Linked DNA regions of Homo sapiens: region 1 is linked to region 2. Evidence: chromatin contacts called from ENCODE Hi-C or POLR2A ChIA-PET data. All regions are on one chromosome and are shown on one strand. Each heading gives the region's core, a stretch centred on a gene start or an enhancer-like site at or near the end of the contact. The rest is flanking DNA. Distances are from core to core; before and after follow the strand shown. Region 1 has its middle 110 kb from the start of PLEKHA5. Region 2 holds the start of PLEKHA5 (pleckstrin homology domain containing A5).

Region 1 (6,487 bases), core at 2,044-4,543, 110 kb after region 2:
GGACTGAAGCAGAGAGAAGTTCTTAATTGATAATATACCCAGAGGGGAGCATATCCTTTTAAGTATAACACTTCAGAAGCTATTGGCAGGGGGCAGGGGTGGGAGTTTGGGAGAGGAAAGAATGCTTTTTAATCTTTGAGTACTTAGTTGAAAAATGATGTCATATATTTGGTTGTATTGAAGCCGTTCTCACAGGGTTAACAAGAATTCTGGACAGAAATATAGTTATATTAAACATTAACCAGGTTGCACTTGACCCACTTCCTTGTAACCAAAAGTTGTGTTGCACTTGACACTGACTGTTTGCATTCCTGTGGTTCCTATAGACAGGATTTCTGACATTAGAATCAGAAGGCTTTTACTTAACATAGATAGAATTTGTGATGTTAGAATCATAAGGATTTTGTTTAAGAATTGCATACAATGTTTTTTAGATCTCAAATTCCAGGGAAAAAGCTGATACCGACCAATTTGAAGACCCCCACAGAAGAAGGGAAATAACATGAGAATACAGTTTGTATGCAGTCCTCCCTGTCTAGGACTTCCATCTGCTATCTTTGACCAATCAGCAATCTCTACACTTCAGCCCACTCCAAAATCCTTAACAACCTTAGCCCCAGACTCCTAGGGGAGACGGAATAGAGGTTTCCTCCCATCTTCTTGATCTGCAGCTCTATGATCTGCTGTAACCCGGTGTCTCAGGGCATTGACTTGCCATGCATATTGGACAATGGACCTATTACGGTTCCAGTATGTCTCATATGTCTTCTTGGACCTGTTTTTTAAATGTTTTTAAAATGAGACAATGTACAATACAAATTTGGAATAATTTTACAACATATTAAAGTCAGATAAGAAACAGGCAAGATACACGGAATTAAAACTTACCATAAAGGTTCATTTTTTTTTTTTTTTGCTAGAATAGGGAATTTCTCCAAAATGTATTTGAAAACCATTAAGAACTCAACTGAGACAGTGACTTCAATGATCCAGTGAATCAAAGAGGCCACAGTGATTAATTTTAACTAATTCTTTGTTTAGATCAAATTGAACAAACAGCCTTCCTATGCAGTTTTGATATTGGATTATTTTTTTTTCACTGTAGGAATGCAGAGTAATTGATATCTCATATTTAAGTTATAAGAACTGCTTGAGAAATTTGAACATTGAAGGAAAGACCTTTGGAATTTGAAGAGCTATGCCACTAACAACAGACATACATATAGTTGTTCATTTAGCAAAGTACACCACGTGGATGCTACATTTGGGAGGAATTTTGATGGGTGCATTACAAAGTCTGACTAAAAGCAATGCATGTTTGGTGGTGATGTTAGTTCTTTTAATCACTCCTGATGGACCATCCATATCTTCCTATGACCACATGTCCGATGCAGAGGAGAAAAGATTATTTTCCTCACCCACTGCTAGGTTCATTGCTGAGACCCCTATAACAAAAGACAGACTAACAAGTGGAAGGCATGCAAATGTAAAATTTATGTGATATGGGCACTTTCAAAAATGAATGATAACTCGAAGAAACAGAAAAAAACTGTGTATTTTTATGGACAGTCATGCAGAAGTATGATTGGAAGATAAAAGGATATGATCTAAAGGTAATAAACTGCAGGAACAAGCAAGGCCTGTTTTTCAGTTTCTTCTTGATATTTCTGTGCCTTTGAGGACAAGGATGTTTCTCTCTTTGGGGTATAGGGAGGACCCCTCTAGAATGAAGGTCTTATAACCTACTTTAGGGAAAGACCAGAGAATTTCTGCTTCAGTGAAGAAGGAGCGAGAGGAAGGTGAGAATGACCTTCCCGCTTCTGCTTTGTCTTCAAATGCCAAGGTGTCACATTTTTTGGTAGCATGTCTCTAACCCTCTCATGGATAAAGAAGGCTATTACTGATTTAAAGACCATTTGAATCAAATTGTAGGACATTCTGCCATTTAGTAACTTTTTAAGAGCCCCAGTAATACCACAAGCAAATACATACATTAACATATATTACTTAATCAATAATACATACATACCATCCATCCTACTATTTACTTTGAGTTCCAATGCTACCTAAAATGAAAAGTTTTTAATGCATTTTAGGAGCCGAAACAGAATTCTGTTTCCTGTGTGATACAGAAAAATAAGAGCAAAATTGAGCTTTTGATGCTTTAGGCAATCACAGATTAATGAGAATGTGAGTTCTTGGCACTAGGAAGGAGCTCTGCATTTAATATTATCTCTCATATTTGAAGATGATGCTTGACAGCTTGACCATGATGCCAAATAAAAAAGAAACTTTCCTGTTTGCAGAGACTATTTGTGTTCATTAGGGTACTAGCTAAGTGGCTATAACTTGAAGACCTCAAATAAAGAGGTATAAACTAGAAAAATGTTTATTTTTCTCTTACTTAATAGTCCAGAGGTAGGTGAGCTGTCCAGGGCAAGTAGACAGCTCTTTTCCTGTCATCCAGGGACCCAGGGACCCAGGCTCCTCCCATCTTTAGGTTATATCATCCTTTAGGATGTCTCATGGCCACTGTGTTTAAGTTCGAACCACTAGAAGGGGAAAGAAGGACAGGGCAAGCAGATTCCTTTTAAGGTTATGACAGTGTTGAAATTTACCTGAGCCCTGTGATCCTGAAAAACAGCCATGATTAAAGAAATCCTGCCACCCATTGTGTTCTAGGAAACAGCAGCTTACTCAACCACGACTTTGTTAAGAATCAAGGATGCCCGATATGGTTTGGATTTGTGTCCCTGCCCAAGACTCATGTTGAATTGTAATCCTCAGTGTTGAAGTAGGGGCCTGGTGGGAGGCGATTAGATCCTGGGGGTGGATTTCCCTCTTGTTGTTATTGGGATAGTGAATTCTCACAAGATCTGGTTGTTTAAAAATGCGTAGCACCTCCCCCTTCTCTCTCTTCCTCCTGCTTCAGCCATGTAAGATGTGCCTGCTTCCCCTTCACCTTCTGCCATGATTGTAAGTTTCCTGAGGCCTCCCAGCCATGCTTCTTGTAAAGCCTGCAAAAACTGCGAGCCAATTATGCCTCTTTTCTTTATAAAGTACCCAGTTTCAGGTTATTTCTTTATAGCAGTATGAGAACAGACTAATACAATGCCCCTCTTGTTTTCCTATGACAAGGCCAGACACAGACTTTCCAAATTCCTATTCTTTGCCTTTGAAATTATCAGCTGGACTGTTTTCTCACCACCGATCAGTGGAAACAAAATGCTTACTAACCAAACCTTTGTTAAGATTTTCTCCTTCCTCTAGTCCCCTGAACTCTTGCCTGCTTTAAGCCTGAGTCAGCCATACAACCCTTCCTTAAGGATCTCTGCCAAAAAAATAGACTGGTCTCAGGGTAAAACATTCCTGGATGTACTATCTGATCCTTCCATACTTTCATCCCACTTCTCTACATCTACATCTTTCTGGTCTTGTTTACTTCTCTTTAGACAAGAAAAATCCTTTTTGCCTAAAGCTTGCAGATCTTATAGTCAAATGTTCTCCTTTGTGCAATAGTCCCTCTCTTACTCTTTGCAAAAGTCCTTTTGAATAAAGTCCAGATTTGTTTTTAACTTGACAGATATAAACCAGAAGTTCCATTGGTTGGAGCCTAGCTACAAAGGGGCCTGGGAAGAACACTGTCTAGCTGGACAGCTAAATCCAGCTAAAACTCAAGAGTTCTATTATTAAACAAAAGAATCAGGTAATATATATTAGAAGACAATTGCCAGTATCTGCCACTCTCTTCTCACAGTAAGATACTGTTTGTAGTTCTACATTTCTTCTCTCAGACTGGTACTTTTGGACAAAATAGGTAACTCAGAATCTGGTTGTCCCTTGTCGCTTTTGTCTTCCTGTCAGTTTCCTGGCACTTGACTACTCTGCCATGTTTCTGAAAATGTGTCAAAATGGTCTTTCTTCCAAGTAAAACGCTTAGGGCTTCTCAAATTCAGCTTAGGACTTAGAGCTTCTAAAGTTCTGTTTAAAACCTAATCAAACTTTGGAAAATGTGGTTTTTTTTTGGTGTGGAAACAGCTGGGCTTTGTCCTTACTGTATATAATTATGGAGGCTGAGCAATCCTACCAGGCAACCCTGGTTTTTAGAGATGGATGGCTCTGGTATCAAATCCTGGCTCTGCCAGTTACTAGCTGAAGAGCCTTAAGTGTGGTATATAACCTCATGAAGGTTTGTTTTCTTCTCTATAAGAGTACTAAAATCTATATTGTAGACTTATTGCAAGAATTAGAGATAAAATTTAAAAAATGTCCAGTATAATGCCTGGCCTTGGCATACGCTAAAAAAATGGCAGATGCTACTTTAATTATTTGATACAACTTTTCTTTGGAATTCTTCCATTACATATCTTCCAGGTGCCTCATCATTTTGCATTGCTCTCCCTCGTCTGATTCTACACCCACATTTCATATTTCTAGATGTCATGCTTTGCAGTCCTCAACATTTTTGCTTGTCCTCTTCTCTGCTCTCAAAATTACCTAATTTGGGTTTAATTCTTTCAAGGTTCTAATTTCTCATTTTAGATATACAATTTCTTTTAGAAAAGTAATTCTGCCAGGCTGGGCAACATGGCAAGATCTCATCTCTACAAAACTAAATAAATTAGCTTTGTGTTGTGGCATGCACCTGTAATCCCAGCTACTTGGAAGGCTGAGGCAGAAGGATCCTTTGAATTCAGGATGTTGAGGCTGCAGTGAATCATATTCACTCCACTGCACTCTAGCTTGGGCAACAGAGTGAGACCCTGTCTCTAAAACAAACAAACAAACAAAAAATTCAATTCTGGTGTTCTGGAACTACAACAAATAGGAAGGATGAGTTAGATCTTTGGTTGTTTTTGAATTGCATCATGCTGGGCTTCTGGCCATCAGAATTACCCAGTGATATTTTCTAAAGAATCCGCTTATTACCTATTTTCTGCACATATTAGGAGCAGTAGAATTTCATTGCTCCCACTTATTGAGAAAATTCCCGCAAAGATGTTTAAGTGGTCAAAATTCATTGCATATCTTGGTAGCATGCATTTTGATGGAATATGCACAAAGTAGTGATTGATACTAGTTGCAGAATCCACTCCCCAAAAGGGAGAAAAATGGAATCACTCATATTCTTTCACAGTGCTGAGATAGTATCTGTGAGTGAATGCACAAGATTCTTATTTCAGGTATATATGGCTTTAAATTGATATCTACAAGTCATATTGTGGACTTCCTTATGTGTTCATTTGGTATAGATTATTAGAAGTTTTAAAGTCCCGTCACTGAACTTGTTTTTCTAAGAATAACCCTTCATATTTGAGTTCTTGCCAAATTCAGTCTTAATCATTATGCAACAAAATATTCTATGTCATCTGTTGGTGTGTTTACAAAGGAATGAGCATAAGCACATATGTATTTACGACCAAAAAATTAATCTTAAAAAAAAAATCACTCTAAGTTATGGGGAATTCTGGAAGCTTCTGAGTAAGCCAAAAGACAAGTTTCATATAAGGAGGTTCAGTAATTTTTGTTGCATTTGATGAGAATAAAACAAGACTTCACATATTACTAGCAGCTCAACTTGGTGCTAAGACTAAAGTTTCCCTGATGATGAAGCATTTTTGCCTTTCCCCAAGTCTTAGTGCAGGATTTGAGGAATAGGGATATAAATAAGACAATGTGTTGAGTAAGTTTCTGAGATGGAGAAGAAGGTTGCAAGAGAATAACTGAATGGTTATCAGACAATATTTGATGTCAATGTCTAAAAATTATTCCTCTGCCACATTCCCTTTTGGAGAGCCTACAGGCTAACTGGTGATAGTTCCAGGAGTGAATACATTCAGGAGTAAGTCTATTTCAAACACAAAAAATACTCCTTTCCTCCAGTCAATATCTTAATATCTTGAAGAAATTAATTTTTTTTTTTTTGAGACAGGGTCTCACTTTGTCACCCAGGCTGGAATGCAGTGGTGTGATCTTGGCTCACTGCAGCCTCAACCTCCTGTGCTCCAACGCTCCTTTTGCCTCAGCCCCCAAAGTAGCTGGGACTACAGGCTCACGCCACTATGCCCAGCTAATTCTGTGTATTTTTTGTAGAGGTGGGGTTTCGCTATGATGGCCAGGCTGGTCTCGAACTTCTGAGCTCAAGTGATCTGCCTACCTTAGTCTCCCAAAATGCTGAGATTACATGTGGGAGTCATGGTGCCTGGCTGAGATTCGATTTTTAAAATCTTTATAATATGCTTGAAATTATTCCATCTCTCCATCACCCTTGCCACTAAGTCCAAGTCACCATCATCTCTGGCTTGGATTATTGCAATGGGTTCTTAACTTGTCTATCCACTTTTGTATTTTTTCAAATTATCACAAGGTAGCCAGAGTCATTTCCTAAAAACAGAAATCAAATCATGACACTCTTCTCATTAAAACCTCTCAATGGTTTCTCACTGAAGTTAGAGGAAAATCCAAACTTCGTCCCATGTCCTACAAG
Region 2 (6,202 bases), core at 3,190-5,689:
CTTCCTAACAGCTTAGTTCTAAATTAAAACATACATACTCAGCCCACACAGAATAAGATTTTGTACTATCAAATAAACATTCATCCAAGAATGCACGCAAAGAAATTAAAATGTTATTGAAAATTGAAATGTTACCTCTGTTTTTATAAGATGAGCTAGGCTTAATGTACAGTAGTCAAAATTACATTGAATAAATGACCTGAAATGAAAAAACTGTTTTTCTTCACATATACCATACTACTAGCTTGACAAGAAAAGAAGTATCCCTTTTCGTGGCAATATCAACTCACTTTAATTTAGGATGGAAATAACCAATAGAAAAACATTTGATGACTGCATTTCACTCAAGTATTTTTTTAGGCCATCTAATAATGTATAGTATAATCTCCAAAGAAAAGATTTCACCCAAAAATATTCACAGAAAGACCATACCATGAAACTATTCCATTCCTGTATCTTCTGCTTTCTCTATTTCTACATCCAAAAGCAAGCATTCCTAATACTTATAAAAAAGCCCTTGACGTTTTATCTAAGTATCTTTCTAAAAGATTAAAGAACCATACAGGTAATTATAATTTACTGGAAGTATAACATGATCTTAAAAATGTCACAGTAAAAATAACTTTCTAGGCTCAATGAAATAAAGGTAACTTTAGCTAGGTATCTGTTATTGTTTATAAACTACTGAAGTCTTAACCCAGTTTGGCATTTCAGCATTCTCTTTCATGTCTCAGTTTATTAAAATTAAAGAACAAATAAGGTTAAACAATAAAAACAAACTCTTAGGTAAATAGTTTCTAATATAAAAATAAAAAGACAAAACCACCCATATTTTTCGTTGGGGGATTAAAATTTTTCCTACATGATGTTGACCTCCAGCTTTGTATTTGTCTCCAAGTAGTACTAAGTTATTAAGTTTGAACATAAATTAGTTTAATATTCTAAAGAACTGGTTTTAAGATTGGGACTGACTGGTCATCTTTTCTCTCAAGCTCTACTAAAAGCCTTTTTTAAACAAACATATCAATAAAACATCTTGACTTAGACATATTTAAATAAACTGAGGCAAAAATACAAACAATGCTCCAATATATGCTCATGAAATATTCAGTAACTATTTCTATTTTTACTCCCTGACCGTCATTGTTTATCAAATTGTGCCTAGCTTTACATCACTTTTGCTACCTATAAACAGCCCTGGTCAAAATATACATGAACAAGGTTCACTAAAAAAAAAAAAAAAAAAAAGATGTTCACGTAACTCAGATTTTTTTTTGTTTGTTATCTCTCAGCACAGATAATCAAAGATCAAAACTTTAAGTACCACATAGCTAATGACCAATAATCCTCTATTACCCAGGAATATACACAGAAGCACCAAAAAAAAAAAAAAAAAAAGGTAATTGTGGTCATATTCTGATGAAGCTGGACGATTCCAAAAGAAAAAAACGAAGATACAAAATTATTTTTAAAAGTGGCCATAAATGATCTAATTTCCAAATCAATGAATCGATGAATATTCCAGGCAAATAACATTAGAAAAGTAAGAGTGCCATTTTCTTCTCTCAAAATTCTGACACTATACAAAATAAAGAATACAGTCACCATTATATGATAAACTTCAGAAAATCATGATCAAGACTGGACATACAACTATTCAGCTGAGGAGTAATCACAGCATTCTAATTACGAAGGAAAAAAATGAAAGTCAAAAAACTCACTTTATATAGTATCTTGCACCTTCAAAAGTATATGCTTCTTCCCAGCCAGTAGGCAAATCTAAAACAATACATATATTACAATTAGTATTACTTCAATGATAGCAAAATAAGTCTCAATCCATTTTAATTATCCATTTTCATTTATTAGCTGTTTTAATTAAGTAGATTACTAACAAAAAAAGTGTTGAGCTGGCAATACAACAGATATCATTTTTTGAAAAACAGCAATTCAAATTTAGAGCCACCAGAAAAGTAACCATAATATTAGAGATTATCTGACCTGAGCACACACTGTAATATATTAGGGTGGAGAGGAACTATGTTCTGGCACCCAAGAAAGCAAAGGGAAGCCTTCTCATCCCAGGTGGAACACTCATGAATGACTAGCAAAAAAAAAAGCTGGGTATAACAGGCAACGCCTGCCTCTTCTTGGGTATATTGTGTCTATTTAAGACCGTATTTTTCAGCTACACAAATGAATCCATCTAGGAAGTGTCACCAAAAAGAAGGCAGAACTTCCTAACTACTTAATTAATGGAAAAGAAATGACACCGAATACTTCCGTGTGTGTTTCTAAAAATTTGACTAAGAGACGTGAAGTTTCAAGTAGTAAAGTTGGGGATGATTCAGGTGAACAATGGTCATTATGTGCTACATATTATTATTAATGACAAGTTGTTTGGATTTCATCAAAATGCCTCTTGGAAGTAAAAACAACCGATGTGTGTACAAAACCAGAGTCCAAGCAAAGTAAAACCAAACCAGAAAAAAAAAAAAGTGAAATCACATAAAAGAATAAAATTTTTCTGTGGCGTGAATGTTACCAAATCTGTGGGGTTAACTAGGACACTTATTTATATCACTCATAATTCCATAGGATAATTAGTCTAAATAATTTAAATGTCATATCGTCTTTCATGAAATAAATCTATCATTATCCATAAAAGCAAAGAGGCCATCAAAGTTGGAATATGCGTGTAAAACACCAGAAAGGTATATTGAAGCAAAAGCCTGCACCGGGGAATTGAGAAACATGATAGTGTATTAGTCAGAAATGCCTTAAAAATGTAAGCTCATCATGCTTGCTACACCAGCCTTTCCTTTCTTCCTCCACCTTTTTGCAAATTTGGAGACATTAGTCACTTCAGTGAACTCCAGCATTTCACAGAGAGGCAGGTTTGTTCAATATCCTGGCAACTTTAACAGATTCACGGAATGTCAGAGTCCGAGAGAATGTACCCCAGAGGCCAGCTCTGAGGACTGCTGAAACTGGCCTCGCCTTCGACCCAAACTGCTCTCAAGCCTTTCCAATCACCAGGACTAGAGGCAGGCCAGTAAGAGAACACATGTTACATTTCAAAGACAAACAAGTCACGAATGTAAACAAAGAATGATAAAAGAAACCCAGACCAGTACAGAAACTACGAGGAGCCTTTTCCAGCTCCACTCACACTTAGCATTCAAACAAGCTCCCAAAGCCACCCGAGAGAGCCGCTTCCCCACGGACTCCCTCCAAACAGGGCCCGGGTGCCCCCATACGGGACACCCCCTCGCACGCCCACCGCCTCCTGGCAGTCTGTGCAACCTCCGTGCGGCTGGCGGGGACTTTAGATCCGGATCGCCAGCAACTGAGGCTGCGAACGCCTCCTCCGGCTCCGGCTGCTCCTCCCGTGGCAGGAGGGAACGCGCCAAGCGTTTCCCGAGCCGTTCCCTGTCACAGAGAGGATCGCAGCACCCCCGAACTCCTCTCCTCCTCCTCCTCCTCCTTCATCAGCCACCTACCCACAAGTCCCACCTAGGAGGAGGAAGCTGCACGGCAGGAGGCAGCGCTCCTGGGAGGAGGGGGAGGATGTGGTTACGTTATCCCGGCGGGCGATCGGGGTCCGGGGCTGCAGGGAGGGGAGTGGGTAAGGACTGCCTGAAGATTGCTGGGGGGCAAGACGGCAGCTGGGGGTCACCGGGGAGTGAGTAGCGGCCGCGGAGGAAAAACTCAGGACTCCAGGTTTCAGGGAGGGGAGCGTCGCCACTCTAGGGTCGCGAGGGTCGTCTAGGCTGGGATGGGGGGAGAAGGCGCAGGAAGAGGGCGCCGTCTCCAAGTGCTGATGAAAGGCTGAGGAGAAAGAGGCGCCCCGAGACTGGAGAGAACTCCCGGCGGCGGAGTCCCCGTGGCCCCTCTACCTGCGGCCGCTCCCGCCCGGCCTCCGCCCCGCCTCGCCGCCTCCCGGGGCCCGCGGCGCGGGGCAGGTTGCGGGGAGCCGGGCGGCCCGGGCTCTGCCGCCTCCTCCAGGCGGAGCCCAACTCCGTTTGGGCCCGGCGTTACCTGTGCTCTGCCGCCGGTGTCCGGTGACCACCGCCTCGCCGGTGACGGGGTGCAGCCAGGTGGTGCTCTTGGCCTCCTCGCTGCAGGGGTGAGAGAAGGGGCAGACACGGAGCGTGAGAGGGGACGCGGGGGCGAGCCGAGGGGCTGCAGGAGCACAGACCCGGGCTCTCCCCCGTGTCGCCAGCCGCCCGCCTCCTGCCCTCCCGCCCCCGCGGGCCCCCGTGCCGTCCCCGGCTCTTTACTTGATGAAGAAGACTCGGCCGCCCCTGGTGATCCCGTAAGTCCAGGACCGGGGCAGGGAGATCCACTCCAGGTTCAGATCCGCCGCCATGTCTGATCCCTAGCCGCCGCCGCCGCCTTCTCCTGCTGCCGCCGCGGCTGCCGAGGGAGGAGGGAACGAGCGAGCGAAGGGAGCGCGGAGCGAGCGCGCCTCCCCGGCCCGGCGCGCCCCCGCGCGCGCCCTACCCCCTCGGGCGGTGCCCGCCCCGCCGCCCCGGCAGGGTCCGGCCCCCGTCGCCGCCCCTCCGCATCCCGGCGGCCGCCGGCCGGCCGCCCCGCCGCGCGCTCGGGGGATGGGCAAGCGGCGCCGCGCCCCAGACCCCTCCCTCGGGCCCCTGCGGCGCGCCCGCCCCCTCCGCCGCGCGAAGGTTCCGGGATCGATTAAAAAAAAAAAAAAAAAAAAAAAAAAACGCGTCCTGCCCCCAGGGCTTTGCCCGAAGGCTTCCCATCCCAGGGCGCGATCAAAGGGAGCCTAATAATGCCCAAGCCCCTGATTTCTCTCTTTCAAACAACAAAAACACAGCGTCTGAGCTTTGTTTTATAAGAGCTGTTGGAGAGCCAACAGATTTTTCCAATATATTTATCGTTTTAAAATGGAAAGCTGTTTTTATTAAAGCACACGAAAGGCCTTTCCTGTTTGTTTGTTGTGTGCCAGATATCAAAGGTTGGACGTGATACGTGGCCCCATGAAATATGAGTGGATTTAGACTTGACAAAACAAGTTTTTTCTCTTCCTAGGCCCCTTAGGTCATATCTTATAAAATAAAAACTCGTCTTTTTCTGGTACTTGTTTTTAAAGATTCACTTAACATCAGTGTGGATTTTTACTTGCCCTGTCTCCAATAGATTACAATAATAGCTTATTTTATGGAGTCCTTGTGACGGTGTACATTTTTAAATCTTCACAACAACTATATATATATGTGTGTATATATATATATGTGTGTGTGTGTGTGTATATATACACACACACACACAATCTATAAAAAATCCCCATTTTACAGATAGGAAAAATGAAGTTTAAAAACACAGTAGTTTGCCCAGTCATAGTAATAACTGCCAAAGCCTGGATTCAAACTGGCTGTAGGATTTCAAAAGTATATTTGTATAACCTCCTTGCTGTACAAGCCCACTTTGTTTTACTGCGATTCACTTTATTGCTGTTTGCAGATCTTTCACATCTTACAAATTGAAGGTTTGTGGCAACTCTGCATTAAGCAAGTCCTAGCACCGTTTTTCAACAGCATTTGCTCACTACATGTCTCTGTGGCACATTTTGGTAATTCTTGCAATCTTTCAAACTTTTTCATTATTGTACCTGTTATAGTGATCTGTAATCAGTGATCTTTGATGTTACTGTTGAAATTGTTTTGAGGGCACCATGAACTGAGCCCATGTAAGACAGGGACTTAATAAATGTGTGTGTTCTGACTGCTCCACCAACCAGCTGTTCCTCTGTCTCTCTGCTTCATCTTGGGCCTCCATATTCCCTGAAATGAAACACTAATAATTGTCTAATAATAATGGCCTAATATTGAAATTAGGCCAACCAGTAACCCTACAATGCCCTTTAAGTGACCAAGTGAAAGGAAGAGTTGCATGTCCCTTACTTTAAATGAAAAGCTAGAAACGATTAAGCTCAGATGTATCAACAGCCAAGAGAGGCCAAAAGCTCGGCCTTGTGTCAAATAATTAGACAAGTTGGGAATGCAAAGGAAATGTTCTTGAAGGAAATTGAAAATGCTACTCTGGTGAAAACATGAATTATAAGAAAACAAAACAGCCTCATTGCAGATAGGGAGAAAATTTTAGTGGTCTGGGGAGAAGATCAACCTAGCTACAACATTCCCTTTAGCCAAAGCCTAATCCAGAGCAAGGCTCT

What was found. A loop is a pair of places that touch in the nucleus more often than their neighbours do. ChIA-PET counts read pairs that join two places held with the same protein, here RNA polymerase II (POLR2A). Pooled maps may share reads with other maps.
Region 1: a map of PC-9 shows a loop between it and region 2 (2.7-fold over the local background). The contact joins the enhancer-like site here to the promoter of PLEKHA5 in region 2. A Hi-C loop is called at or near these places in 7 of 168 maps with a recorded cell type or tissue (Caco-2, Calu3, HepG2 and 4 more) and 1 of 50 pooled maps. POLR2A ChIA-PET finds 5 or more read pairs at or near these places in 1 of 52 experiments (WTC11).

Annotation. Positions count from the first base shown.
Region 1 is chr12:19,015,602-19,022,088 of GRCh38, reverse strand. No RefSeq gene overlaps it. Among named protein-coding and RNA genes, the nearest start is that of PLEKHA5, 110 kb to the left of the region's middle. Within about 2 kb of position 3,293, at least 3 of the 41 ENCODE cell types and tissues checked have a DNase peak (open chromatin) inside an H3K27ac peak, as active enhancers do; they include PC-3, PC-9 and mammary epithelial cell, where a contact is called at or near this core.
Region 2 is chr12:19,127,970-19,134,171 of GRCh38, reverse strand. PLEKHA5 (pleckstrin homology domain containing A5) reads right to left here and starts at 4,439. Exons shown (of 32, transcript NM_001256470.2): 1 at 4,284-4,439; 2 at 4,042-4,121; 3 at 1,722-1,779. The coding sequence starts at 4,372.